Linked DNA regions of Homo sapiens: region 1 is linked to region 2. The links are chromatin contacts, found by Hi-C or POLR2A ChIA-PET in ENCODE. All regions are on one chromosome and are shown on one strand. The core of a region is the stretch at or near the end of the contact, and the rest is flanking DNA. Distances in the headings are between cores, read along the strand shown.

Region 1 (3,213 bases), core at 677-3,176, 46 kb before region 2:
CTTACCTATTTAATTCTTCTGACCACACTATTAAGTACGCACTATTACCCTCATTTTATAGGGAAAGGGATTGAGGCAGGCAGCTTAAACCTGTTTGAGGTCACAGAGACAGTAAATAGTGGTGCTGGTATTCAAATTCATAGTCCTAGTCTTTCCACCTAACTGGGCCACTGTTTCTTAACCTACTCTGTCCTATACCCCAAACCTCATGTGGCCAAATTCTTCTTTTGCTCCAGATCCACTCTCCACTGAAATGTTATCTCCTTAGTGAAGGTTTGTCTACACCCCTCACACCGGGAACTAAAGGGCTTCCTCTGAATGTTCAAAATAACTCTCCCTTATAGCATGTCGTACTTTTTACTTTTTTCAGTACATGTTGTTTTGTTCCTATTTCACCACCTTAATTAGACTGTAAGCTCCTTGAACACAAGCTCAAGGAGCATATTCCATGAGTAGAACAGCTCAGATGGCTTCTTCATTCCCTTCTCTAGCCTCCCTGGCTTCTGTAATGCCAGGCTGGGACCACAGAGATGAGTAAGACGTGGTCCCCAGACCCAAGCTGCTCAAAAGCCTAGTGGGTAAGACTCGGCAAAGAAGTGACTCTAAGCTACTGAGGGAATACACACTTATCTCTGTAGCTGCCACTGTGGTGTTGAGTGAGTGAATGAATGAGATAGGATATGAGCTGGGTCTTGAAGTGAGAGCAACATCTGGATAGGGCAGAGGAAGGGGCAGGCTATTCTGGGTAGTGGGAACTTGCCTAAGTAAAGAACGGAGGTCACAAATGAGAGTGCTATGCCTGGGGGTCTGTTGAGAAAGGGTGGGAGAGTGGTGGAGAGACAAAATCGAGGCACTGCCTGAGGACCTGGATGCTGGGGCCCCATCACACAGCCCACTCACAGCAACCTCGCACATAATCTCTTCAACTCAGTTCTAAACTTGTTGTCTTACAGGCAGCCATTAGGCTGCAGCTTAGGTGCACATTCTTCAGCACCCACATCAGTGGTGCCTGTGCATGTCAATCTGAGTCTCAGATCACTATGCAGGCAATAGTAAAAGAAAACTAGGATGTTTAAATGACATTCTGGTGACTTTCAATCACAGTATTCAAAAGAGCACAGATTCTAAGCTGAAATTCTGCTTTTCAAAATTGTGTTGCTTGGCAGTTACGACTAGGTTATAATCTTAGGATGAAAAAATGGGCACTCCTTTTGGAAAGACCTGGCATAAATCACTGAGAGCTGTGCCCTGTGCAACTGTGTTCATAAAAAATGGGGGTTCATTTTAGGATTAATCAGGTCGATCATTCTCATATTAGCTAAGAATTCCATACTGTGCAAGAAAAAGAATTACTTTATTAAGAGGATTTTTATCACAGCTTTTCTTTACAAAATAAAACAAAACAAGCTGTCACATAACTTTGAAGCTTACCATAAGGAGGAATTCAGTGAATGCACTGATCCTCAGCCAGTATGAAATCCTCAACACCAAAAGAACATACAGCAATCTGCCTCCACAGGGACCAATCTGTGAATGGTAACAACCACACAGAAAATGGAAGTGTTTTGCTTTACAAAAGATGTAAGAGCCTCCCTTAGGAACCTGAGTTTTTTTACCCTTTGCCCTAAGGAGCACAGGCTTGAGAGGTAACTCCTCACTCCACGGCTGCTCTCGGAAATTCTCAGATTTCCTCTGAGACTCAAAGTGCTTGCTCCGGCTTTGTTTAGCTTTGTGACTTCCAGCCTGGCTTCCTGCCGTGATCTTTACTTGGAACTGATATGTAGCATTCATTTTGCAGTGCTTTGCATCTACTTTAGTAGCCTATTTTACGTTACAGTACCATAAAGTGACACATTCCTGTTCACTCAGTGTTAATATGCTTGGCACAGCTGGCACAGAGGGGCACTACATTTATAAATGTATGAGCTTGGAGCTTAATGGGTTTGCTGCAACAGTGCCAGGACACCTAGATTCTACTTTTATTGCTACAGGTTCATGGGTCAATTATGCCTGGAAAGTCAATTAATTTCTCCGTACCTTAGAACTGAGAGTTGCTGGAAATTACAGTGTTTTAGGAGTAGAAGGGCAGTCAGGTTGCAATGAGGAAGCATTTATATGTAAATAATTTGAGTAAATTGTCTACAGACATCTCAGAAGAAAAGGACCTAATCCCTAAGGTTCCAGTAATTTGTTGTGATTTGTTTCTCATTCCAAATGCTTTTTCATCTCTAATTTTGTATTTGTAATTTTGTATTCTTTTTCTTAAAAAGGATTGCCAAGGAACCACAAAGCCCAGATTCTCCCCATTCTTAAAATGAATTTGCATTCCAGCCAAGGTGCCTATTCATTGCCAATAAAGCTGCTGTGTTCATAAAGCGGCTTTTCTTAAACTATTCCCTCTCTATGAGGCGATGAGGTGAGGAAGGTGGTAGGAAAGAAGGAAGAGACAGAGCACATTCTACACAGAGGAAGAGTGAGTGCAACCACTCAGACAGGAAAGAGCTTATTCACATGACTACACAGAGGCCAGTACAGCGACAGGACGTGAGAGTGGAAAGGGAGTGGTATCAGATGAGGCAGAGGCCAAGTAGACTATGGAAGAAAACTTGGATTTCACTCTTGCCACTGAAGCTGAAGAGTGATTAAGATCTAGCCAACATTTAGAAAGATCATCCTGGCTACTTTGGAGAGTGGACAGAGGCAGGACAAGACAAGGAGACAAATTGCACTGGTGCAGCTGTTTGGGTAAGAAAAGGTGGTGGCTTGGACTGGAGTGGCAATAGCAGAGATGGGAAGTGAACAGATTGATATGTATTTTGCAGATAGTGATGACAGGGCTTGCTGATGAATAAGATTAGCTCTGATGTGAGTGGAGAAAAGAAGGGGATCAAGGATGATTCCCTGGTTTGAGCAACTGGGTAGACAGGGTCCCATTAGCTGACAGGAATTATGCTGGTGGAAGGAGGGTTTTAGCTGTGTTGAGGCTGAGATGCTTCTAATACTCCCAGGGGCAGAGTCAAGTAGGCCCCTGGCTATCCAGAGTGTGCAGGAGAGGTTTACACTGAAGACAAAACTTTGGGAGTCATAAGCATAACAGCTTTCAAAATGATGGGAATGGGTGAGAACACTTAAGAAGAGGGTAGAGAGGAGGCGGAGGAGGAAAGAAAAAAAGAGAAGAGAGTACAGAGAGAAAAAGGGAAGAGGGCCTAAGAT
Region 2 (3,161 bases), core at 203-2,702:
GTCTGGCAATTCCTCAAATTTAAACATAGCTACCATATGGCTCAGCAATTCCACTCCTAGGTATACACCCCAAAATAATGAAAACTATATCCCCACAAAAACTTGTACCCAAATGTTCATAACAGCATTCTTATAACAGCCAAGAAATGGAAACATCCCAAAAGTCTATCAACTCGTAAATGGATAAATAACATGTCGTATATACATACACATCTTCCAACTGCAAAAAAAATTGGCTACAAAAAGGAATGACTCATACATGCTACAAAATGGATAAACCTTGAGCCTATGGAAAGCAAATAAAGCCAGTTACAGAAGACCACATATTTTATGATTCCATTTGTAAGAAATGTCCAGAACAGCAAATCTATAGAAACAGAAAGTAGGCTGGTAGCTGCCCAGGGATGGGGAACCTGAGGGAATGAGGAATGACTACTAGTGGGTACAGGGTTTCTTTTGGGGGCAATGAAAATGTTCTATAATTGACCGTGGTGATAGTTGCACAATTTGGTGAATATATTAAAAGCCACTGAACTATATACTTTTTTTTTTTTTTGAGACACAGTCTTGTTCTATTGCCTAGGCTGGAGTGCAGTGGCATGGCTCATGCAACCTCCGCCTCCCAGGTACAAGCCACTCCTTCACTCCTGCCTCAGCCTCCCAAGTAGCTGGGATTACAGGCGACTGCAACCCTGCCCGGCTAATTTTTGTATTTTTTTAGTAGAGACAGGGTTTCACCATGTTGGCCAGGCTGGTCTCAAACTCCTGACCTCAAGTGATCCGCCCACCTCGGCCTCCCAAAGTGCTGGCATTACAGGTGTGAGCCACCACGCCTGGCCTGAATTGTACAATTTAAATGGGTTAATTGTATGTTATGTGAAATATATCTCAGTAAACTTTTTTTTAAATTTAGTACTTTTTATAAAGAGCTTCCACCATTATTATTGGCAAATTTTGTATGCAGTAGTTGGGGAAAGGCATTTTGACTATTAAAACATCCTTGGAATTTATATTTTTGATTCCAAGAATTATGAAAATAAAAGCATATTTTCTTCTCATGTGTCACATACATTTGGCTGTATGTTAAAGAAATATACATGAATTTAAGCTGCTGGGTAGAAGCTGGCATTGATCCCTTCTAAATAGCTGTGCACTGTGGGCCCCAGGAGTAAAGATTTACAGAAGGATCACGTCCTTGGCAGAACAGGGGTTCCCAGCTGTTTTGGATGGAGAAGCTATTTTTACTTTCTATGAAGTCTTAACTTGAAGGGGAAGAGAAGTAATAGGGTAAAAGGAAGGGAGTCATGAAATCCCCAGGTTCTAATTTTAGCTCTTCTACTTAACTCACTGTCTCAGGGGGCTCTTCTGTAAAATGCAGATAATTGTCTATGCCCTGTCTAACTCACAGAATTGTAGGAAGGCCCAAATTAAAAAGAAAAACAAATAATGTTAGTAGGATATAACTGGATTTGGTTTTGAATTGCTTGCCATTTAATAGCTTTGTCATCCCCAGGAAATCAGCATAGCAGCAGCTCAATTTCTTATCTCTAAAGACAGACTTGGTCAACATACTTCATAGAGTATGAAATGAGCTACACAAATAAAAATACACACTCCAAAGCCATTACATTCTATACAAATGTAAATCATCATTATTATTTGTACAATATACCCTCAAAGTAATACTCTTAAATATTGAGCTTTCAGAAAAGGAGAGAAGAGGCCTGGCTTACAAAAGCAACAAGGAAGAATCCACTGATAGCTGCTAGCCTTCTGACTTGTACTACATATCATTCCTGGAATGCAAATTGGTAGGTCTCTCATATTATGTTTCCACATTTGGGGAAATGACACATGTGTCTTGGAGCAATTGAAGAGTTTCACAGAAAATCTGGATGGCCACATTCTCTAAGACAGTGGTTCTCAAAAGTTTAGTCTCAAGATCCCTTTATACTCTTAAAATGACTGAGGACCCCAAAGGGCTTTCATTTATATGGGTCATATGTATCAATAATTATCATATTAAAAATTGAAATTAAGAAAACTTTTGCATGTTTGTGAATTCTTCCAAAAATAGCAATAGCAATCTATTACTTGTTAATATAAATAATATTTTTAATGAAAAATAAGCAAATTTTCCAAAAAAGAAACTTAGTGAGATGAGTGACATTGTTTTACATTTTTGCAAGTCTGTTTTGCAATGTCTAGCTTAATAGAAGCCAGCTGGAGTCTCACATTGTCTTCTGCACTCATTGTTACCATGTGTTGTTTAGTAAGAAAATCCAGCCTTATACAGATACGCAGCTGAAAAAGAAAGGAGTATTTTAAGTGCTTTTTCAGATGGTTGTGGATATTCTTGTTTGATACTACTCCCAACCTCATTAAGTAATAGCTTTTTAAAGGTACTAGTAGCAATGCAGAATCTGAAACCCTATCAATAAAGTTTTCATACTCTTTTACATTAAAATCCATTGGTCTTTCTGGCACTTTGAAAGGATCTTTACCTACGTATGATTTCATAGCATTATACAATGGTCATTTGGAAAACATTGGCTCATTGAGTTATATATATTTTTAATGCTGACACATTCCATTATAAACTATTTAAAAATCACATGTGTTATTATCACTACCAATCTTATCAAAAAAATCCTTAAGGATTGGGCAGCTGCCAATCTCATGGTGGCAGACACAAGCGATCTGGAATTCTAATTTTCATTTAAAATCCTGAATTTTATCATCAGTTGATTTCCTTTAAGAGACAGGCTCACTTCATTCAGTTTTGAGAAAATGTTTGCCAAATACTTAAGTCTAAATAACCATAATTTGTCAGTCATTCTTTCAAGTAAAGACAAGGCTTTTAAAAAAGAAGGTAGTTCACTTAGCAACTCGATTGCACATGTGCTTTTCCTTGAAACAACCACTGTACTTCAGTATGCAGCAGAAGTGATTTATGCATATTCTCTTTCCAACACACAGAATATTAAGAAGGTGTGCACTCAGGGGTCATGATTTAATATAATCAATAATTTTTACTGCTTCATTAAGGACATTCTTAATTGAACCCCATTTTAAATATATATATATAAACTATGAGTACACAGTCTTACAGAAGACAAATACTGCTAGCTGAGTTTAGTCCCTCTGCCTTGATTTGTTCT

Evidence for each region. A loop is a pair of places that touch in the nucleus more often than their neighbours do. ChIA-PET counts read pairs that join two places held with the same protein, here RNA polymerase II (POLR2A). Pooled maps may share reads with other maps.
Region 1: a loop to region 2 is called in a map of heart right ventricle, with 2.6 times the contacts of the local background. The contact joins two enhancer-like sites. A Hi-C loop is called at or near these places in 10 of 168 maps with a recorded cell type or tissue (Caco-2, Right ventricle myocardium inferior, cardiac septum and 3 more), 2 of 37 single-sample maps with no recorded cell type and 10 of 50 pooled maps. POLR2A ChIA-PET finds 5 or more read pairs at or near these places in 5 of 52 experiments (AG04450, Caco-2, OCI-LY7 and 2 more).

What each region holds. Positions count from the first base shown.
Region 1 is chr11:76,119,289-76,122,501 of GRCh38, reverse strand. All of the region lies in intron 14 of UVRAG (UV radiation resistance associated), which reads right to left. Among named protein-coding and RNA genes, the nearest start is that of WNT11, 86 kb to the left of the region's middle. RefSeq lists an enhancer at 1,232-1,959. Within about 2 kb of position 1,926, at least 6 of the 41 ENCODE cell types and tissues checked have a DNase peak (open chromatin) inside an H3K27ac peak, as active enhancers do.
Region 2 is chr11:76,073,007-76,076,167 of GRCh38, reverse strand. The region is part of intron 13 of UVRAG (UV radiation resistance associated); the gene reads right to left. Among named protein-coding and RNA genes, the nearest start is that of WNT11, 130 kb to the left of the region's middle. Within about 2 kb of position 1,452, at least 2 of the 41 ENCODE cell types and tissues checked have a DNase peak (open chromatin) inside an H3K27ac peak, as active enhancers do.